4 separate regions of the Mus musculus genome follow, and regions 2, 3 and 4 are each linked to region 1. The links are chromatin loops, found by intact Hi-C in ENCODE. Cell type or tissue: heart. All regions are shown on one strand. Each heading gives the region's core, and the rest is flanking DNA. Links, peaks and the distances in the headings are about the cores only. Region 1 overlaps Nsmaf (neutral sphingomyelinase (N-SMase) activation associated factor). Region 2 has its middle 26 kb from the start of Cyp7a1. Region 3 has its middle 34 kb from the start of Ubxn2b. Region 4 has its middle 17 kb from the start of Cyp7a1.

What was found. A loop is a pair of places that touch in the nucleus more often than their neighbours do. Peaks named below come from ENCODE experiments on the same cell type or tissue, not always from the same donor. Only the 100,000 strongest peaks of a DNase experiment are listed, where the experiment ranks them.
Region 2: a loop joins it to region 1, with 4 times the contacts of the local background. A loop is called at or near these places in 14 of 42 quality-filtered maps.
Region 3: a loop joins it to region 1, with 11 times the contacts of the local background. A loop is called at or near these places in 33 of 42 quality-filtered maps.
Region 4: it touches region 1 in a loop (5-fold over the local background); 14 of 42 quality-filtered maps call a loop at or near these places.

What each region holds. Positions count from the first base shown.
Region 1 is chr4:6,424,380-6,430,231 of GRCm38, reverse strand. It overlaps Nsmaf (neutral sphingomyelinase (N-SMase) activation associated factor), which reads left to right. Exons shown (of 31, transcript NM_010945.2): 10 at 1,711-1,840; 11 at 3,759-3,830; 12 at 5,245-5,353. Among named protein-coding and RNA genes, the nearest start is that of Nsmaf, 27 kb to the left of the region's middle. In heart, for the core only: CTCF peaks have their summits at 2,422 and 2,626 (motif pointing right); DNase peaks (open chromatin) are centred at 2,761 and 4,591; H3K27ac peaks cover 1,889 bases.
Region 2 is chr4:6,299,116-6,304,967 of GRCm38, reverse strand. No RefSeq gene overlaps it. Among named protein-coding and RNA genes, the nearest start is that of Cyp7a1, 26 kb to the right of the region's middle. In heart, for the core only: a CTCF peak has its summit at 2,533 (motif pointing right); no DNase peak of the experiment used is centred there.
Region 3 is chr4:6,222,334-6,228,185 of GRCm38, reverse strand. No RefSeq gene overlaps it. Among named protein-coding and RNA genes, the nearest start is that of Ubxn2b, 34 kb to the right of the region's middle. In heart, for the core only: a CTCF peak has its summit at 2,716 (motif pointing left); DNase peaks (open chromatin) are centred at 2,725, 4,915 and 5,365.
Region 4 is chr4:6,289,690-6,295,541 of GRCm38, reverse strand. No RefSeq gene overlaps it. Among named protein-coding and RNA genes, the nearest start is that of Cyp7a1, 17 kb to the right of the region's middle. In heart, for the core only: a CTCF peak has its summit at 2,336 (motif pointing right); no DNase peak of the experiment used is centred there.

The DNA of each region.
Region 1 (5,852 bases), core at 324-5,323:
ACTTTTTATGTTGAAAAGTTTCAAATTCTGACAACCTTAAAGGATAATGTAATGAACACAGATATCCTATGACTTATGAGTTGTATGTTTGTTAATGCATTTCCAGTCTCCTTTGGATCTTGCCATGCTCCTTGGCACATTCATGCCACTGCTCTGCTCCTCCATTTTATTTAAAGCTTATGTCTGCTTTTCTGATTTCTTTCTCCAGCTTATAGAGCACAAAGGAGGCTTCCTGTAGCTGCGAGGAGCAAGGCTGTAGGAGCAGGCATCAGACTTTTCCTTGTTATAGTAGCACTTCATCTTAGAAGGTCCCCACTTAGAAGGACTTAGAAGGACTTCAGGACCCGTCTCAGTCACCCACTTTGTAATTAATGCTGCCAGTTCTTCCTTTGCCCATAGGTGATTCAAAGTATGTTGCTTAGTTTTCACACAGCTGAGGATTTTATAGCTATCTTTCTGTTGCTGGTTATTAATAATTGATCAGTAAATATGTTTTGTATTTCACTCCTCTGGTGTGAATTTTGAATTTTGAATTTGTCTCATAGTCCAATACATGGTCGCTCTTGGTGAATATTTCCTGGTTCCTGGTAGGAAACTTATACAGTTCTTGAGTCCCTGTCTGCAGTACTGGTTCCCTTTTAGTTGGCTGAGGGTCCTTCCAAGGGTGCAGACCATTGTGGTGCTTGCTTGATTCATTTGTCATTTGCTGGAGAGACACACTAAAGCTGACAGCGACAATTGTAGAATTACTGGAGCTGTCCAAGCCTAGAGACTGTCTCACCACTGTGAAGCCACCCTCCTCCTGCCTCTGACCTGTTGGTCTGTTTCTTCCCTCTTGCAGTCAAGGTCATTTAAATAAGTTTGCATTCTTGGGTTTCTGATTGGTTCTAAGGACTCATGAGGATGATCCACTTGCCAGTTGATTTCTATCATTGGGCAAGAACTTCAGGGGTCCCTTCGCGTTTTCACATACTCAGAGGAAAGTTTGTGCCAGTGTCACGCCCTGGAAACAAGATTCTTTCCTTAGTTATCTCGGTGCCAGGACTGAGCCAGGCTCCAGCATGATCAGCGCTGCTCTAGCACCGAGCTGCACTTCTAGACCCTGAGATTTACTGTTAATCCAGTTATTTAACAAAGTAATCATCCAAGAATATTGATAATTTAGTTGTTTCCACACTACTTTTTAAATTCACAAATCAGAAATGGAGTTATTTTTTAGTTAAGCATTTTAGGAGTAGAAAAGGCATCTTTGAGTGGTTTTATATGGAGAAATGAAACTGACCTAAAAGCAATTGTAATTATGTGTTCTAACCCTGATAAAGGAAGTGTGCTAAGGGTAGGGTCTTTCTCTGTGGCCCAAGCTCCTGTCTCAGCTTCCTCCTAGTGCTGGCATAAAACGTAGCACCGCTGCTCTTTATGTAGGCTCTAAAAGTCGGTCTTAACAATATAAAAGTAGGAAGTCACATGATGGAGAAAGAGCTTCAGGACTGATCAGTTAGGAGACATTTGTTTCTGTGATATGTAAGCTCTTCAATTAATAAACAAGCCAGGCCTCCATTGTGCCATTTGAAAGCATGTCAACCTTATTTAAGCAGCCACTTGATGACTGTAGTGTTTCGGCAGGTAAGCAAGCTCACTCACACTGAGGTTAAGCCGAGGCAGTGGATTGGTTCCTAACTTTTCTTACTTTTGCTGGAAACATCTTTGCAGGTTCCAAAGTGTTTCTGAAAAGCTGCACATGGAGTGCAAAGCAGAGATGGTAACACCTCTAGTGACGAACCCTGGGCATGTGTGCATTACAGACACCAGCCTGTATTTCCAGCCTCTCAATGGGTACCCGGTACGTAGATCTCGGGGCCATGTTCAGTGCTTGCTTCTGTCTTTCAGCTAAATTTTCCAGGAACCTGATGTTATAGTTACTATGCCCTCACATCTTGGGGAAGGTCAAAGTCGTTTGACAACCCTGTGTAGCAGTGTGGCTTCCTAGTGCCCTGTGTAGTTGGAGTAGATGCACACTCCCCCGTATTTCAGCCATTCTGAAGGACCTTGTACCCAGTAGTGCGTAAAGAAAGTCCGCCCCTCCTGACTATGGATGAGACTTCTCCTCCTGCTGGGAAGCTCGGGGTAAGACACCCAGAAAAGGCTGTGGTGAATGAGAAGCTGATGGTGAGAGGGGGACTGCTTGCTTCTCCTTCACTGCAGACAGTGGGTCTCTGGCTTCCGTGAGTGCTGGTGTAAGGTTCTCACAGCTAGTGTGGCATCATGTATGATGCCACAGTCAGCAGCTGTAGGACCGTCCCCTCCCACCATCTAGGAAATCATCTTCTCTTTGAGAACACTAGACCTAAAACTATGCCAGGAAGTGAACACAAACTCAGATCTCTACACCACACTAACACTAGTAGAGACTCACTGCTTGCTTTTCCAGAGATGGGCCTTTTCTGTGTGGGCCATGCTAGCAGGACAAGTCCCGTCTCTCTGGCCACACAGCTGTGCCGTTTGCAGGGAACCTTAACCACAGGGGGCGGGCATTTTCTGTGGAAGAAGAGAATGCTCTGGAAATTGTCTAGGCTTCATTGGCTCTAAACACCTCACTCAGACATGGTGTCATAACACTTTTGTTCACTAGATGGCGGCACATACTGGGCAAAGCTTCCAATGACATGGCACATGGCTGGCTGGCTTGGTGTTCTCTGATACTGGCTGCTACTGTTACTATTTTTGGTCAGAAACTTGCAGAAAATGTATGGCACCACAGCCTCAGGGGACACAGTGCACATGTGTTTATTCCCAACTCCTGGCCAGGCTTCCTCACTGATGCATAGCCTGGCTTTCCTGTCACCTGGGAGCAGGAATGTTGGAGCTCTGCCCTTTACCTAAGCATACAATATTTTCTAATTTTGACTCTCTCTTATTACTGTTTATTATTATTATTTCAAGTTCCAGAGAATCAATTTTTTTTCCTTTAAAAAAGTAACAGCTTTAATTATGTTTTAATTTATGAGCTTTAATACTCTGTAATATTAAGGAGATGAAAAACATAATTCTTTAAAATAAAAAAGATGATAGGGAAAAGCAAGCCCTAGAGAAACTCAGGGCTGGAGCAATGGTTCAGTAGTTAAGAGCATGTGCTGCCAGCCATGAGGACCAGAGCTAGAACCCTGGCACCCACAGCACATGGCATCCCATGCATCCCAGAAACCTCAGCGCAGAGCTGGGTGGAGACAGGTTCAGGGAGAGACCCTGCCCCAACAGATAGGTGGAGAGAGAGCAAGAGCGAGAGAGAGAGAGAGAGAGAGAGAGAGAGAGAGAGAGAGAGAGCAAGGGGCACCTGATGAATCCTCCTGGCCTTCACATATGAGTGAAGATGCATGTAGCCCTACATACTTAGGTGCCTGCAGACACTCTAAGGTACATCGACAATCAGACAGACAGACAAATAATTTTCTAAAAGAACAGACTTTTTGAATAGCTATTTATGCTCATTCCTGAATGTTCCACACTATACACTAACCCTTGTGATACCTGAAAGATGAAGGTACCATTTTCATCTGAGATTACTGACAAGGGTTAGAAACGTGTCCAAGCTAAATGTGAAACCAGGTATGATTTGTCCAAGATCTCACCTAGGTGTTCACCTGCAGCGCAGTGGGAAGGCAAGGATGGGCTTCTCTTCCTCCCTACTGTAAGATACAACCAAACAGTTTCTAACTGAGCTACAGTTGTGACACTTGACACTGTCTCTGTGCTTTTTAAAGAAACCTGTGGTCCAGATAACACTGCAGGATGTCCGGCGCATTTACAAAAGGAGGCACGGCCTCATGCCTTTGGTGAGTTCGGTTGCCTGTGGGGGAGTCAAGTCTGCAGTGTAGCGGCTGAATGACTTGTAGGCCCCTGCACAGGCCTGGAAGCACACATGTGCAGTCTGTGAGCATGTGGAAGCTAGAAATTGATACAGGAATTACATTTCTGGAAATAAGAGGTTCTATTGCAGAAAATATTTTTTTGTTCAAAGAGCAAAACGCTGGAGAGTTCTCCAGCTTCTTGCTCGTGAGTTTTCAGAGCTTCTGGCCTGAGGCTAGACCAGTGTTTGCAGAGCAGTCCAGTGTGCCTCCACCTTGTACCCACTGCAGGTGGGTCTCAGAGTGAGACTGGGAGGACCCTCAAAGTCCTTTAGTACAGGGAGAGCGAACAGGCAACCAGCCACAGCGTTTAATGTAGCCTTTGAGCTCAATGAAAGAGAAATAGGGAAGACAACCATTAAGGCATTGGGCTGCCTCTTCCCACCACGTCCCTCACCGTGCACAGAGCACACTTACCTTGGTCTCTCATAGGCATCTTAGAAATGAATCACCACTCAGGAGATGAGGCCACGGTGTTTTGGACTGACGTCAATATAAATTCATTTTCTCTTGCTGACTATAAGTAGTTTGGTTTTGTATTTTTAGGTTGTAAAATTCAAGCACTTTGCTACCTATTTTCTGTCCATTTGTAATGTTGGGAGAAAACCAAGGAAAACAGATCTGACTAGAAACCTGTGCTCTTGCTATAGGCCAGCAATGCCAGCAGAGCAACGAGATTCCTATTGGTTCGGCTTCCTGGCTGCCGGCCCGCGGCCCGAGGCCCAGCTGCTGCACAGACACAGAAAGCAGCCGTGAATCCAGGCTCTCCTGGCTGGCCTTTCCCATCTTACTTTGCCAGCATGGTGTCCAGGAAGCTTACCATTTTCTTTTCTCTCAAGACTTGGCCTTACTGTACTGACCAGATGGCCCAGAACTCATGTTCTCCTGCATCAGCCTCCTGAGTGCTGAGAACACATTCTGCTCATAGGTTTTTTTAAAAAAATAACCATAATTGAATGGGCTATTTGATTATTATTTTGTTACGTTTCATGGTTATTTAATATATGCAAGAAAGCTAAACATTTATATCCAGGAAAGAAATGTGGGATAATTGGCCATCTAATTTTAAATTTCAGAATTGTAAATTCATAAAAACTACTGTCAGTAGCAGTATTTAGTACCAAAGAGAATTACATTGTTTGTCTAAGGTATATCTCTTCATCTTAAGAAGTTTTAAGACCACAAAGATGAATATAGGGACACATATCCTTGAATCAAATTATAAATGTAAACAAGGTCGAAAACTCAAGTGTATAGATGCTTACCTGACTTTTAAGATTATGTACATATGTGATTTCAGGATGAACATGGTACTATTTGTTTATTTTTTCTGAATCTTTAGGGCTTGGAAGTGTTTTGCACAGATGACGACCTGTGTTCCGACATATACCTAAAGTTCTATGAGCCTCAAGACAGAGATGATCTCTATTTTTATATCGCCACGTACCTAGGTTTGCTGGTCTCTTTGTGTCTATTTATTGAAGGTAGATAAGCACCTAAGAAGCTGGGACAGCAAGTAAGAGAACAGACACCATTTTGCCATAGTTATACTTGTTTGTTCTCTGATATAATATCTTAAAAACAAGAGAAATGTGAATTTATTCTGGTAATAGTTCATTTGTATGTTTTTAGAGCACTGGATGAATGTGTTTAAATAAGTCCCCATTTTAATGACCTCCAACTTGAGTGAGTTACAAAGAGTCTACTCAAGTGTTTTTATGTCCGATCACGTCATGATTTAATTTTGTTCTAAGGTGGGAGAGGATGTTTGTGTAGGTGAATGCCCAGGTTACCACCAAAGCCGCTCCCTCCCTCTGCTCTCCAGCCACTGCTCCTTCTGTCTGAACTCGCTTCTAAGTTTGTTCAAGCTTTGCCCAAAGGGCCAAGAGCTAGAATAAAGAAATGTTTCATGTTTTAAAGCCTTTCCTGGTAGTTAATTAGAAACTTGGT
Region 2 (5,852 bases), core at 396-5,395, 130 kb after region 1:
GGAACAACAATATGAACTAACTAGTACCCACCAACCTGTGTCTCTAGTTGCATATGTAGCAGAGGTTGGCTTAGTTGGCCATCAATGGGAGGAGAGGCCCTAGGTCTAGAGAAAAATCATATACCCAGTACAGGGGAATGCCAGGGCCAGGAAGCAGGAATTGGTGGGTTGTGGAGCAGGGCGGGAGGATGGTATAGGGGACTTTCAGAATTCATTTGAAATGTAAATGAAGAAAATATCTAATTACAAAATAGAAATGTGTCTCTCTAGATGTTAGAGTAAGCTATTGACCTCATGTCTTATCACTCAGAGACTCTTATAAAGGAGGATACTGTAAGAACAACCACATTACAATCCTCAAAATTATAAAATGTATACTAATTCTTATGTTCCAGTAACCTTTTGTTAATTTTTATCAAAGACCCTAACAGCCAACAAATAGTTGTGGTCAAGGACAGAGACCTTGGAGCTAGACATGGGCAGAGTGGGGTTTCACCTACCCCAACTGAATGAGAAACACATGAACAATGCATGTGTATATCCTTCTGTTACCAGGGGGACAGGCAGAGAATGTGTGGATTTTCCGTTTGCTCAGCTTATGATATTGCAGAAAATAAACCAGTCTCAATAGTGATTACCTCAAGTCTTTGCCCATATCTGCCATGGCCCTATAAAACCCTAGAAAAAGAAAATTCAGTGGTCTTTAATCTCTCATAGAAACACCTCTTTAAAAAAAATCAGCGATTCTTTGTGAATTTCACATCATGTACCCCAATCCCACTCATCTCCCTTCCCCTTTGTATCTGCTCTCCAAACTCGTAAGTCCCCCCCCAAAAGCAAACAAAAAATAAAAATTAAAAAAATAAAAAAATAAAATAAATAAAGCAACCAAAAACTCACTGTAGAAGCCATAGTATGTCGTGGTTGTGTCATACAGTCTTTTGCCCAAACAACATTATTTGCAAATTCAATGAGTTATTGAGCTGGTTTGAGGCCTCTGGCTTTTGTTATATTATCAATACTGGATCCTCAATGGAACTTCTCTCAGATATCCTGTTGTTACCTTCTGTCATGGAGATCCTGCAGCTTTGGATCTGCAGGACCTTCCCCTTCACATGCTCCAGCACTTCATAGAGGTCTGGATCTGGGCCTGGGTCGACTTGTTCAGCCCACCAGTTCTCCTGCTCTCATACCACTAGGGCCAGCTCCTCTGCTTTACCCAGGTGAAGGGCAGGGACAGCTCTGCTGTTCTCATGCCCTTGGGGCTGGCTTTTACACTCCCATACCAGCAGAGGCCATCAGATCTACTGTGCTTCCCAGGTGAAGTGTGGGACTCACTCTCTGAAGTGCTTCAGCTGTTGAGGTGTGGGAGTGTCCTCTCACCTGCTCTCATGCACTGGGGCAAGCTCACTTGCCTGCAGCATACTGGGGAAGCATCTCTCCTCTACCTGTGCCCATTCCACAGTAAGGCAGATGAGGTATGGGGCCAGATCTCTAGAGTGCTACAGCCAGTGTCAAGGCAATCTCTCTCTAGTGCCACAGCTGGCAGGGGCCTACACTCCTACTCCCATGTAACCAGAGCCATCTCTTTCTTGCTGCTCAGGTGAGGGGTGGTTCTAGCTCTCCTGAATGTGGTGATGACAGCAGACAAGGGCCAGGGCCAAGTAAGTGCAGTGCTTGGGCATCAATATGACCTCAGGAGGCAGCCCAGACCAGGGACATCGACATGGCCTTTGGTGGTAACATAGGCCTCAAATATCTACATAGACCCTAGCTCTGATAGAATGAACCTGGAAATTACTCCTGGCAGCAGCATAGGCCTGGATGTCATAATGTCCTCAGGTAGCAGCATAGGGCACTCATAGCAGCATGTCCCCCAGTAGCAGCATGCCCCTCAGACATATATATACATGGTTTCAGGTGGCAGCCCAGACCATAGACACCTGCATGAACTTTGCTGGTAACTTGGGCCATAGACAAACACAGCTGCAAGAGAAGCATGGACCCAGACATGGCCCTCAGCGGCAGCCAGGGTCAGGATGTCACTATGGTCTCAGGGTCAGCACAGGCTACTCAGATCATTTTGGCCCCCAGCATCAGTACAGACCCTGGACATCAACATGGTCTCAGGCAACAGCCCAGCCAACTGACATTGGGATGGCCTTCTGTGACAAAATGGGCCACAGACATCAGCGCAGACCCCAGCTGCGGTAGGGCCATGGACACATAGACATGGACATTGGTGGCAATCCATTCCTGGATATCACCATGGTGTCAGGTGGTTGCACAGGCTCCTCATATCTGCCTATTCCTCACTACTGTGGCATCTCCAGTTCCACCTCTCTTTGTAATGCAGAAAACTCTTGATTTTGCCTTTTCAACCACCTCTCTACTGTGTACTCCCTGTTTCTCATCTCTCCATCTGAACAGTACACAAAACCCTACAATCTGTCACATCATCAAGATGTGCTGGGGCAATGTTGGCACAGAATTTTTGAGAGTAGTCCACCAATATAAGATTTAATTTGAGGCTATGCCACAAGAGGGAGCCCATGCCTTACACTGCCTTCATTGCCAGGAACTGGAGACTAGATAGCCCTGAGATTTGAGTAGAACCAAATGCAACTGAGGAAGAAAAGAGTCAATGAAATGATTCCTAATGATAATCTGCTGTACTCACAGATCAGTGCCTTGTTGAATTGTCACAGCTACATCCAGCAGTAGATGAAAGAGGTCACAGGTACCTACAGATATCATTTGGGGAGAGTCTAGATTGTAGGTCTCTATAGGATCCCTCCCCTCAGAGATCAGTGAACCCTGTGGAAGAAGAAGAGGAAAGAAATTAGAAATTGGAGGGGGTAGAAGATGCCAGAAGAACATGGCTCACTGAATCAACTAAGCAGGGATGATAGGGCTCCCAGAGACTGGAGTTGCAAGCATGGGTCTGTATTATATTTCTGTATCTAGTTGTCAGCTTGTTGTTTTTGTGCGACTCCTGACAGTGGAGCGGGTGTATCTCTGACTCTGTTGCCTGACCTTGGGACACTTTCTCTTGTTGAGTTGCCTTGCCCAGCCTCAGTATCAGAGCTTTTTTGCCTTTTCTTATTATGTTGTGTTTTGTCATGTTTGGTTGTTGCCTCTTGGAGGTGTGTTCTTTTCTGAAGGGTAATGGAAGGGGGGTTGATCTAGGAGAGAGAAGTTGAGGGAAGCTGGAAGGAGCGGAGGGATGCGTAACTGTGGTCAGGATTTATTTTATGAGAGAAGAATCTATTTTCTTTCTTTTTAAAATTACATCACCACTTCTCCCGTCCCCCCCCCCCCATATTTTAATTTATTGTTTTGGTGTATGAGTGTTTGCCTGATATATGTCTGTATACCACTTGCATGCCTGGTACCTAAAGAGATGTTAAGACTCTTTGTGGATGCTGGGAACTGAACTCTGGTCTTTTGCAAGAACAGTAAGTGCTTTTAACTACTGAGCTAACTCTCCAATCCTGAGAAAAATCTGTTTTCAGTAAAAAATATTATTTATCATATAATATAACTTGATTATATTCTTTCCCCTCCCCCCAACTCCCAAATTTTTTCACCTCCCTATGCTCCCAACTTCATGTTTTTTTCTCTCCAGCACCCTATGAAAAATAACAACAAAAAACAAAATAAAAACAGAGAAACTAAAGAAAATAAAATAAGATAAATAAAATAAATAAAAAACCAAAGCAAAGCAAAGCAAAACAAAGCAAAGCAAAGCAAAGCAAAGCAAACCAAACCAAACCAAACCAAACCAAACAAATCAAAACAAAACAAAAGCACACAAGAAACATGGAGTCTATTTTTTGTTGGTCAACTATTCCTGGGCATAGAATGTACCTGACTGGGGAAAATGATTTCCTGTTACCCAGCAGCTATCAATTGCAAATAGCTTAAGGGTGAGACTTTGGATCTACCTCCCCTTCTCAGTGCTGGGGTGTGAACTTGTGTAGGTCCTGTGCATGCTCTCTCAGTCTCTGTGAGTGCATATGTGACCAGTCCTTTGTGTCTGGAAGGCACTGTTTCCTTGGAGCTATTCACATTTGGCTCTTGCAATCTTTCCTCTCCTCTTTTGCACAGATCCTGAGAGGTCTGATAAAAACATCCCATTTAGGGCTGAATGCTCCAAAGTCTCTGACTCTTTACAAATTGTCCAGTTATAAGTTTTTCACCTACTGCAAGAATAACCTTCTTCGATGAGGATAGAGTGAGGCGCTAATCTATAAGTATAGCATAATATCATTATGAGTCTTCTTATTGCTTTGTTACTTTAGCAGAATAATGTTTCCTCCTAGGCCCATGGCATATTTATCTCATATACTTGGCCACTTAAGCAGTATTGAGTATGGGTTCCACACCATAGAATGGGCCTTGAATCCAATAATAATATTTAAGAAGTGGTTAGTTCCTCCCATAATGCTTGTGCCACTACTGTACTAGTATAAATTGCAGGCAAGTCTCTGCTTAGGTCACAGGATTTGAAGCTAGGTAAAATTGATGACTACTTTTCTCCTCTGGTAGCATGCAAAGCATCTTCCAGCAACATAAACACTAGTCAGTAGGGGCAAAGTTTCTAGTTAGATACCAGTTCAATTTCTCCATGCCTCGTGATGTAAGAAAGTTATGTCTTCATCAAAGGAGCCTTACCATCAGGTTTTAGAGAGTAAACAATAAGCTTGGTGCTAGCTTGTAATATTTGGGAGGAGGGTCTGTAGGACTCCTTTGGCCAGCTATTCCACATGCTATAATAACCCATTCTTGTCAACTGGAGGTTATAAGATGTCAAATTAGGGCATGGTCTGCATGATTATGTGGTTTACTCCATTTAGATTCCTTTCATATATGTAAACAATTAGGAAACTTTTACAGTAGTGAGCTTCCATATGGCTCTTTAAAAAGGCATTTAGCATTAATTGTTCCTCCCCAATGTTCCTCCTTTATCCTGTTTTCTGTCCTGCTCTCCGTTTAACCTGCCTAGTCTAATTTCCTCTTTATGTCTTCATAACACTATACTATATTTCTCCTTTCTTGGAAGGTTCCCCTCCTCCCCACTGCTTTCTTACCTAACCTATGAAACACATACCTAGAGTTTCAAAGTTAATATCCACATGTAAAGAAAGCATAGAATTGGGGGCTGGATTACCTCGCTCCAAATGATTGTTTATAGCTTTTTTCATTTACATGCAGATTTCTTTTAATTTTTCTTAACAGTTGAATAATAATCATGTGTAAATGTACTACATTTTCATTATTCATTCATTTATCAGTTCATGGACATACAGGCTATTTCCAGGTTTCAGCTGTTATGATTAGAACAATGAAGAATATGGATGAAAAAGGATCTTTGGAGTTAGCTGTAGAGTTCTTTGGCCATATGCCAAGAGTGATAGAGCTGGGTCTTGTAGTGGATAAATTTTCAGCATTTTGAGGGACCTTCACACTGATTTCCATAGAGACTACCTTCTCTCACACTTCCACGAGCAATGGATATGTGCTCCGCTTTTCTCAGCAGCCTGATGTGCTGTCTTTGTTAGTGTTTGCCATTCTGACTAGGGTACAATGAAATTTCAAAGTACATTTCCCTGATGGCTAAGGATGTTGAACATTTTCTTTGCATCTCAGATTTTGAGAATTCTCTGTTTGGTTCTATAATCTGTTTTTGAATTGGGTTATTTGTGTCCTTGGTGTTCAGGGTTTTTTGTTTGTTTGTTTGTTTGTTTTTGTTTTTACTTCTTTTTTCTTCTTAAATATAGTCTAGACCTATCAGATGTGTAATTTTGGTAAAGATCTTTCTTCATTCTGTAAGCTGTCACTTTGATTCT
Region 3 (5,852 bases), core at 596-5,595, 200 kb after region 1:
CAACTCCTATGCTAATCCCCACTCATTTTAGAATTCTGCCCCTCAAGTCTCTGTTATTGGACATGGTAATTATAAATTTGCACCAGCAACCAATATATTGGGAAAAGATCTTTACCAACCCTACATCTGATAGAGGGCTAATATCCAATATATACAAAGAACTCAAGAAGTTAGACTCCAGAGAACCAAATAACCCTATTTAAAAATGGATTAAAGAGCTAAACAAAGAATTCTCAACTGAGGAATCCCGAATGGCCAAGAAGCACCTAAAGAAATGTCATCAGGGAAATGCAAATCAAAACAACCCTGAGATTCCACCTCACACCAGGCAGAATGGCTAAGATTTAAAACTCAGGTGACAGTAGATGCTGGTGAGGATGTGGAGAAAGAGGAACACTCCTCCATTGTTGGTGGGATTACAAGCTGGTACAACTACTCAGTTTGGTGGTTCCTCAGAAAATTGGACTACCTGAGGACCCAGCAATACCACTTCTGTATACCCAGAAGATGCTCCAACATGTAATAAAAACAGATGGTCCACTATGCTCATAGCAGCTTTACTTATAATAGCCAGCAGCCGGAAAGAACCTAGATGTCCCTCAACAGAAGATTAGATACAGAAAATGTGATACATTTACACAATGGATTACAACTCAGCTATTAAAAACAATGACTTCATGAAATTCTTAGGCAAATTCATGGAACTAGAAAATACCATCCTGAGTGAGTAACTCAATCACAAGAGAACACACATGGTATATATTCACTGAGAAGTGGATATTAGTCCAGAAGCTGAGAATACCCACAAAACAATTCACAGATCACATGAAGCTCAAGAAGAAGGAAGACCAAAGTGTGGATATTTTGGTCCTTCTGAGAAGGGGGAACTAAATACCCATGGGAGGAGTTAGTTACAGAGACAAAGTGTGGAGCAGAGTGCGGGAAGCTGGTACGGCCGCATGGGCCTAGATGGCACCCTGGCCCATTGCCAGGCCCCGAGAACCCCACATGTTTACTGCCTTGACCGAGCATGCGCAGTGAAAACGCATGCGTGAGCTGCCTGCCAGGTTGGATTGTTCCTCGTGATCCGGACGTGTCAGCCTATCGGTGACCGACCTGAGCTCATGCCTGGAGCGTGTGTGATTTCTGATTGGATGAGGTGGGGTGGAGCGAGATGAGGTCAGTCGGGGTGAGTATAAGAAGGTTGTTGTTGTTGTTGCTGCCCTTGCCTAAGTGGAGAGGTTGTTGTAAGTAAAGCTGCAAGAAGGAGTAGAAGAAGCTGCTGGGGAAGAGAGCTGTAGGAGAAAAGGCCACAAGTAAAGAAGCTGCTGCGTGAACCTGCCTTGGCGTCCGTGTCGTTCTTGTCTCTGCGGAAGAAAGGACTGCGACAGCAGAGACTGAAGGAAAGGCTATCCAGAGACTGTCCGACCTAATCTATCCCATATACAACCACCAAACCCAGACACTATTGTGGACGCCAGGAAGTGCATGCTGACAGGAGTCTGATATAGCTGTCTGCTGAAAGGCTCCACCAGTGCCTGACAAATACAGATGTGGATGCTTTCAGCCAACCATTGGACTGAGCACAGGGTCCCCAATGGAGGAGCTAGAGAAAGTATCCAATGAGCTGAAGAGGTTTGCAGCCCTATAGGAGAAACAACAATATGAACCAACTAGTACCCCCAGAGTTCCCAAGGACTAAACCACTAACCAAAGAGTGCACATGGAGGGACCCATGGTTCTAGCCTCATATGTAGCAGAGGATGGCCTTGTCTGTCAGCCATCAATGGGAGGAGAGGCCCTTGGGCCTGTGAAGGTTCTTTGCCCCAGTGTAGGGGGAAAGCCAGGGCCAGAAAGTGGGAGTAGGTGGGTTGGTGATCAGGGTGAGATGGGGGAAGATAGGAGATTTTTTTTTTTTTAAAGATTTATTTTATTATTATATGTAAATACACTGTAGTCTGTAGACACTCCAGAAGAGGGCATCAGATCTTGTTGAGGATGGTTGTGAGCCACCATGTGGTTGCTGGGATTTGAACTTTGGACCTTTGGAAGAGCAGTCGGGTGCTCTTACCCACTGAGCCATCTCACCAGCCCCCGATAGGAGATTTTTGGAGGGAAACCAGGAAAGGAGATAACATTTGAAATGTAAATAAAGAAAATATCTAATAAAAAATTTGCCTCATTAGTTTCGAGAGATACAGATCAAAGTAATTGACTTTGGTAAGAATTGATGACTGCAAAGGTATAGGAAAACCAAGAAGTGAAATTCAAGAAACAGAATATAGGCAAGCAAATAGGAATGGAAGCAATGTGAATTTTAAAAAGGAAAGACTACTACATTTTATGTTGATGCATTCAAATGGATACTGTACTAAGGAAAGTAAACACAGTGAGGCAAGCCACATGATTTACATACAGGAAGAAACTTTGTAAGTAATTCACTCAAGTGATGTTTACATCGAAAAGCACAGGGCCTACTGAAGTGATAGCACCAATGTGTTTATAAACTATTATCACACTACTGAAATGTTAATCACATTAGGCTATCACATCTGTAGGGGGGACAGACAGTGCAGGTCACAAATGGCATTGCTAAATGATTATTTGTGTCTGGGTTAATCCTGGTAACTAACAAGTACTTTTGATCCCATTATAGCAAAGGCAATGAGACTGATGAAATTCTTTCCTAGTGTCTGCTCGCCCCCTGGTGGAGAAAATCAGTAACTACATGCTCACAATGCTTTGCCCTCAGCAGTAAGGAACACGGGCTGAGAATACCAGGACCCTTGGCCCGAAGGATTCATTTCCAGGTGCTGTTGAAAACTGTGACCATTGCTTCACTAATTGTTACCTCACATAGCCCCTCCCCTACACATATCGACAGTAGAGATGCAGGGTTTTTGCCTATTGTCACATGTCGTGTTTTTGGAAGAAGTGAAATACAGTAAAACAACTTTTGAAAAATGTGCATGTGTGTGCTGGCATGCTTGAATGTGGAGATCAGTGGGCAAGCTCAACGCTGGCCTCATCTTGTTTGAGACAGGGTCTCTTTGTTGTTCATGGCTATGTAGTCCAGGCTAGCTATGAAGTCCTGTGAGCTTCAGAAATTCTCCATCTTAGCCCTCCAATTGCAGAAGTTGCAAGTGACCTTGTGCAGCTTTAGGTAGGTGAGTTTTAGAGAGAGAGAAACAGTACATTGAACTGGGTGAGTAGTTACCATATCTGCTTACACAGAATATAATCTACAAAATCAAGTTTGGCAACTTCAGCCACACACCGAGCTTAAGCCTGGACTGGACTATATTCACATACATGCATGCATTTATGCACACAAAAGATGGGGGCTCCCAACATACAGCACGGAACTTTGGTATGTAAAGAACTTCAAAGGGAACTGTAAGGTCCAAGAAGCGACCTAAGCTAAGTGTCTGGCTCCTGCCTCACCAGTCCTCCTGATGTGACTTATTAAAACTGGATGTCCTCTTCTTCAAAATGATAAGACTTGAAGTCTTCTCCGGACAGCAAGCAGTCTCCTTTCTCCTTCCAGCTCTGGTTCCAGAGGCCCCTGGATTATGCACGGAGAGTCCCCTGAGCCCTCAGGCCTTGCTATGGCCATTCATTCAATTACAGCTGTCCACTCCTCAAAGGACCTAAGCATAAAGCTTTCCATGGGGCTTGGGTCTTCGTATTTACAGGCAACTGGTACATAAAACATGCAGTGAGCATGCACACACCTTTGCCTTTGGCCTTAGGAGACAGATGTGAGACTTGTGTAGCGGATAACTCCTCGTTCCATCTCCAATTACCCCAAATGGTAGAGCAATGGAAGACAAACCACAGCCATGATGGCGGGATTGCTGACTTCATCATTGCTGATTTCTGGAAGTCAGTTAGCATTTCTCCCATGAAAATCTTGTTTGTTCCTCTCACCTTTCAGTGACCTCAGAATGGCTATATGAAATAATGCATGGAAAAAAGGATTTTAAGTTACTATTATTTGTAGATATATCTCATTTAAAAATCCAATGTCCTTTGTGCTTTTAGCATGAACTGATTTGCATAATTGAGCCATTCAGAATATAATCAATGATAATGTCTAGAGATTCATCCAATTATCAAGCATTTGGCAGCTGAACAGGCTCCAATGTGAGTCTAATTTTATATGTGAAACATTCTTGACAGAGGGCATGTTTGTAATACAGCTTTGTAACCCTCAGTGAGAGCTTATAACAACCAACTACGCTCTGCCTTGTCCATGTTGTTGGCACAGCTCTGACTACACCAGGCTCCTCCCCCTACTCCTTTTAGAATGGAGAACTTACTGTCCCAAGCAAAATTCCCAGGAATCTAAAAGCCTAGGGAAGCCATATTTAGAAGCATATGAAGGGCTTGTGATACAGACCGGTCACAGAGCAAATACCCAGCCAGCACGTACCTGGCTTGAGTTTAATTACCAGTTCTGAAAACAACAGAAAACAGGGCACCCAAAATGCTTTAAATAGGCAGAAAAATGAGTGGAAGTGAAGGCTTCTAAGTTGGAGAACTTCCACGTGTTTGGACATGAACAGAGCAAAGGCAGGAATCAACTATTATTTGCAGAATAAAGAATGAATAACCATGCTTTTCCATATATTTAAATGCCATTATCCAATGAAATCTTAGCTTTCCATAATCACTTATAAAAGTGAAATTGAGACTTACTTGCATATATGAAATAAAAAAGCATAAATAAACTTCTAGAAATGTACATATCTCATTATTTTCAGATAGATTAAGATGGGTTCTCCTTATTAAAAACTACCATTTTAGGAGAAGTGAAAAATAACTTGTGACTTGTCTGGCAGCCCTTTGCAACTGGGTGCAAGCCAAACTTATCTCATAGCCAATATCACCAAGGAATAGGCACAACAACCTGGAGTTGCGTCAGTATGCTGCCGTCTTCCTTACACCAAAACCAGATTAAACAAAAATAAGAACAGGAAGAGCCCCAGATGCCTGGGAGGGAATACAGCTGTGCTAAGAGTGACTTACTTCATGGACTGCACAGACAATGCTTCTTGCTATCAGGAGCTTTAGGGCTGGGTTTTGTCAAGTATAATTAAAATCCATGTATGTAAGTAAAAATGAATCTGTTGAGTTTATTATTTTGGGATATCAAAATGTAGACTTCCACCACATCTTTCTCAAAATAATTCCAAGAACACTGAAACACATGCATGTTTGCGGAGTTTCTTATGTGCTTATAAAGGTTATTTGGAAATCCGTAACTACAGGCCATTTCTGCTGCCTCTGCTTGCGTGGGAGATTGCACAATGGAGTATAGTCAGAGAACAAGAACAATATATCATGAAAGTGAGACATCTTTAGAGGTGCAGCCAATTTAGAGCTGGGCCAAAATCAACAGCTCCTCATGCTGGATTATGCAAGATGTCTGCTGCCCTGTTGTTAAGTCTCTATTATCATTTGCTCTTCTGACGCTTCTTAATCTAAAAGATTATTAAATATATTTTAATGGACACTCAATTTACTAGTTATATTTTCTGAACTGCTCTTTCACATTTTAGGGGCATCGGTAGCCATGTGAAATTAATGAAAAGTGAGTAGATATTATGTTAGCACCGAGGTCTGTATAAAGATACAAACTTATTTCAGACTACATGACCGTGACCTTATGGTTGCTTTTGAGCAAACAAATAGAAACCATTCAGCAGGTTGAAAACTTTCCACTGGATCTGGCTGCGGAGAGCAGAGCTCAGTTCATCAGCAGAACGTTTTAAATAACGGATCACCAAGGAGAACAAAGACAAGGAAGTGCAGATGGAAAATTCCATGGGAACATCACGGTTGCACGT
Region 4 (5,852 bases), core at 272-5,271, 130 kb after region 1:
TGTGGAGGTCTTTGATCCACTTAGACTTGCTTTGTACAAGGAGATAAGAATGGTTCAATTCACATTCTTCTACATGATAACCGCCAGTTGTGCCAGCACCCATGTTTATAGCAGCCTTATTTATAATAGCCAGAAGCTGGAAAGAACCCAGATGTCCCTCAACAGAAGAATGGATAAAAAAAAATGTGGTACATTTACACAATGGAGTACTACTCAGCTATTAAAAACAATGGATTTATGAAATTCTTGGACAAATGAATGTATCTGGAGGATATCATCCTTAGTGAGGTAACCCAATCACAAAAGAAGTCATTAGATATGCACTCACTGGTAAGTGGATATTAACCCAGAAATATAGAACACCCAAGATACAATTTGCAAAACAGAAGAAGATCAAGGAGCAGGAAGACTAATGGGTGGATACTTCATTCCTCCTTAGAATAGGGAACAATATACCCATGAAAGGAGTTACAGAGACAAAGTTTGGAGCTAAGTTGAAAGGATGGACTATCCAGAGACTACCCCACCCGGAGATCCATTCCATAATAAGCCACCAAACCCAGACACTATTGCATATGCCAGAAAGATTTTGCTGAAGGGACCCTGTTATAGCTGTCTCATATGAGGCTAGGCCAGTGCCTGGCAAATACAGAAGTGGATGCTCACAGTCATCTATAAGATGGAGCACAGGGCCCCCAATGGAGGAGCTAGAGAAAGTACCCAAGGAGCTGAAGGGGTCTGCAACCCTATAGGTGGAACATCAATATGAACTAACCAGTACCCCCAGAGCTCATATCTCTAGCTGCATATGTACCAGAAGATGGCCTAGCCGGCCATCACTGGGAAGAGAAGCCCCTTGGTGTTGCAAACTTTATATGCCCCAGTATAGGGGAATGCCAGGGCCAAGAAGTGGGAGTGAGTGGGTAGGGGAGCATGGCGGGGAGAGGGTATAGGGAACTTTTGGGATAGCATTTGAAATGCATATAAAGAAAAATTCTAATCAAAAAAATTAAAAATTAAAGGATACAGATGGTCTAGAAGGACAGAATTAGATGGGCTGCCAAGAATAACTAGAGAGATTCACACCAAATGCCCACAGCCCTAGGAGATCAGCCGCTCTTTTTTTTTTCTTTTGACAATTTTTATTAGGTATTTTCTTCGTTTACATTTCAAATGCTATCCTGTAAGTCCCCTATACTCTCTCCCCCTCCTCCCCTACCCACCCACTCCCACTTCCTGGCCCTGGTGTTCCCCTGTACTGGGGCATATATATAAAGTTTGCAAGACTAAGGGGCCTCTCTTCCCAATGATGGCCGACTAGGCCATCTTCTGCTACTATATGAACTAATCAGTACCCCCAGAGCTCATGTCTCTAGCAGCAGCTCTTTTTAATCTTCACAGAATACATTCCTAGAGCCAGCTTAATGGAATTATATATGTGAATGGAAAGAGATCAACTTTTGATGGAAGGTATTGAACTTTACTCTCAAGATCAAGAGGAGTAGAAAACATGAACTATGTAAATGGCTAAGTCAATGATATTAGAATAGAATAGTAGGGATCTCTTTCAGATGGAGATTGAGAAACCTCTTGGGAAGAACTCCTAAGAGAAAGGTTCACTCAGTGAACAAGCAAAGTGTTATCTGAGTTCACTGAGGGCATGTTCTAAATAGCCACTGTATTATCTCGTATCACCAGGAGAAGAAGGGTGAAGACAACAAAACAAGATAGCTTGAGAGACAATATATATTCATTTTTCTCATTGGTGTTACATATTGCCCAACAGAAGCAACTTAAGGCAGAAGGGTCTATCTGGCTTTAGGGTTTCAAAATGTTTCAGTGCATGGTATCAGGGAAGGGGTGATAGTAGGAGTAGCTCAGTCTTTGTCAGTGGTGCTGTGAGGTAGCTGCTTTTACACCTTGGCATAATAGGAAGCTAAGCATGTGAGGCACAACCAGAAGCAAATGTAATCTTTAAGGCTTGCCTCCAGTGACTGATGCTATCGAGGCCATATCATCCATTGCTTTCATCAAATACCAAGAAAGCACCTCAGTATGAGACCAAGTTTCAAACGTATGAGCGTGTGAAGTATGCTTCTCATTCAAACTATAACAGAATAGGGGAGTCTAAATTTACACGATTCTGTTTACAGTATGTTATAATTTCTATTTATTATATAGTTGCCACAATGTTTCTTAATATATTAGTTAAATTTTAACACAAGTATACACATATATGAAAAATACAGTATGGGTATGATATTATTGGCAGTTTCAGACATTCAGTAAGGGTCTTGGAATTTATTGTCTACCAATAAAAGGCGAATACTATGATTTAGACAAGGTGTCCACTAGAGGGCGATGTCCTCATTAACCTCTTTAAATGTGATGTCTAAGCAAGTTTTTTGTACAAATATATTTATACAAGAGGAAGGAAATAAAAGAATAAATAAACCCCAAAACAATGAAACTTCTCATCTTATATTCATATCACTGTATAGCTTGTAAATATTCAATACTTGCCAGAAATGTATCAGGCAAGTGAAAGGTATTCAATTATTGCCAGAGCTATATATACTAGGGCAAAGGCAAGACAATGTAAACCACAAATTGTTATTAGCAACAAAGAATATTTTATAATTCTCAAAGGAGTCAGCAACTTAAAACGCTAAAGCAGCAATGAACATCTATGCATTGCAGAACAAAGTTCCAAAGATGACTGAAGCGAACTGACAGGATTTAAGAGAGAAATATGTGGAGAGCAGAGGAAACCCTGGGGGAACATGTAAGGAGCAGATGGAGTCCTGAGTGAATGGGTATTATTGTTAAGGACACTTCCATGGGAGAGGCAAAGCCTTCCCAGGATGAGGCTCAGAGTATAACAAAGCCTTCCTCTGTTCTAGGTATGAACGTTGACTGAATGTACCAAAGCCATCACCCACAGTTTCCTCCCCGGGCTGACTGAGGTCTGAGATAAACCACACCTATCTCCTTCATCAGTTCAACAGTACAAATAACCGCCTTCCCTCATTCAATACTGTATCTCCTTGATTCAGATGTATGTAATAAATGCACCGAGTTTCCAGATTGCGCACTTAGTGCCACCCATCAAAGTGAACACAGTCCACTTGATCCCAGCATCCCTGTACATGTATCTGTTCTTTATTTACTCCTCACTTCAGTTAGCTCAACCCTTGAAGCCATGCAGACTACATCAGAAATTCACAATTCAGCAGCTAAACTTAGGGAATTTGAAACCTCAGGCTAATGATAGATGAACAGCTAGAAAGAAGTTCGGCAAGAAGCCAGAAGCTTTAAATAGCACTGTACCTAAAGTATACAAAGCAGATATATTTACAATGCAAACTCTACACAACAGCAGAACACAAATTCTTCTCAATGAAATGTGTGATATTCTGTAGAATAACTACATAACAGGCCATAATATCGCTCCCAATAATTAAAAATATTGAAATCATATAAAATATATCTTCTAATTACTATGAAATAAAATTAGAATTGAATAGTACAAAAATATTTGAAAAAAAATCACAAATATATAAAACTTAAACAATATACTCCTAAATAACCAATGAATCAAAGAAGAAATCACAAATTAGATAAAAATGTGATGAATATAATAAAGTAAAAGCTGGGCATGACAGCACATGTCTTTAATCCTAACACTCCAGAGGCAGAAGCAAGCAGATCTCTGAGTTTGAGGACAGTCTGATTTGCATAGTGAGTTTCAGGAGAGCTAGGGCTACATGGTGAAATCCTATCTTGAAAAATAAACAACAGCAACAACAACAAAACAAAAATGCTCAAAACATAAAGTACAATAAACAAATAAAATGTTATATTAAGTGGCAGCAATGCTTAGAGGGAAACTTTGACCAAGATGCCTGTACTAAGGACAAGAAAGAGGGTGAGCAAGCTTGCCTGGCCACCTGAATTCAGCCCATAAAGCCACACAAAAGGGGAAGGAGAGAAACAACTTCACAAAATTGCCCTATGACTTCCACTTGCTGTGGCACATGGGACACTCCCCAACACCCTATGCACATACATATAACACTAATGCACAAAATAATAATAAATTTATAAAAGTCCAGAAAGATATCAAGCAGCTTACTCTTTCACCATGATGATTTATAACAATATGAGCTAGATAATCTTAAAAATAAGAAGTAAAAATAAAGGTCAAAGCCAGAATAAATAGCAGAGAGAATTGAGAAATGATGAAGCCAATAAAATCTATTAATTATCTCCTTATAAAGATTAAAACTGCCAAATTCATTTTACAAGGCCATGGTCATTCTGATACCCAAACCACACAAAGATTCAACAAAGAAATAGAATTTTAGGTCAATTTCCCTTATGAACAACACTGATGCAAACATACTCTATAAAATACTTGAAGAAAAAAAAAGGAGTGTAACCATGCTACAATCCACAGACCCAAAGAAACTAACTATAAGGAAGACCCAAGGGGGCAGAGGACACTTGAATCTCACCGAGAAAGGGAATTTGATTAGACATCAGGGGTGGAGGAAGAAAAGCGGCTGGATGGAGGAGGTGGTGAGGATGGAAACAGTAGGGATCATGTGGGAGGAGGAAAAGGGAGAGAGTAATGGAAGAGGCAATGGGAATGGGGGTATCTCTTAGATGGGCTAGAAACTTTGGACAATGGAAACTCCCAGGAATCTACAAGGGAGACCCAGGTTAAGACTCCTACTAATGCGGGAAATAGAACTGGAAATGGCCAGCTTCTGTAACCAGGCAAGACTTCTAATGGAGGGACTGGGACAGCAACCCAGCCACAAAACCTTTGACCTACAGTTTGTCCTGCCTACAAGATGTGCAGGGGTAAAGCTGGAGCAGAAATGGAAGGAAATGGCCAACCAGTGACTGGCCCAGGTGGAGATGCATGCCGTGAGAGGGCCCCCGCCACTGACATGTCTAATGATATCCTACTGTACTTACAGACAGGGGCCTAGCATAACTGTCATCAGAGAGGCTTCACCCAGCAACCGATGGAAACTGATGCAGAGACCCACAGGCAAGCATTAAGTGGAGCTTGGGGAATACTGTGGAAGAAGAGAAGGGATTGTAGGAGTCAGGGATCAAGGACATCACAAGAAAAGCAAAAAATCAACTAACCTAGGATCATAGAAGCTCAGAGACTGAACTGCCAACCAGAGAGCATGCATGAGCTACACCTGGGCCCTCTGCACATATGTAACAGTTGTTTAGTTGGGTCTAATTTAAAAAACAAAACAAAACAAAACAAAACCAAATGATAAAAACTACCAACACCCTAGCAAAATGAGAGTGAGATAAAATTATTAAAATAAATAATAAAAGAAAATTATGTTTACAGAATACCAGGTTGTAAATGAATGCTTTATTATTTTATTTTTAATATTTAAAACATTTTAGAAACCCATAGCATATCAAAACTGTCTCAAAATGCCAGTTGTATCTGGCTATAATCCTGGCATTGGAGGGACTGAGGCGTTAATATTGCTGTGAGCTTACACACAGCGATAAGACCTGGCTGAAAACAGCGACACCACCAAAGACACCAAAAAGATCCAAAACAAAACCACAATAAACAAATAAAATAATAATGTGGTCTTCCCAATTAAAGCTTATTGCATTGAGTGAGGTTCCTTGTGTCTCTAGAATAACATTTCTGTAGAGCTTCTGGGAAGGATTTCACAAAGGCCACTCTTCCTGAAGGAAGCTCACATCCACAGCCTCACAAGCCACTGCATTCATGTTGCGACTTAGTAGATAGATTGAACTTCCTAAGACATCCAGCAGCAGAGGTCAAAGCACATAGCCAA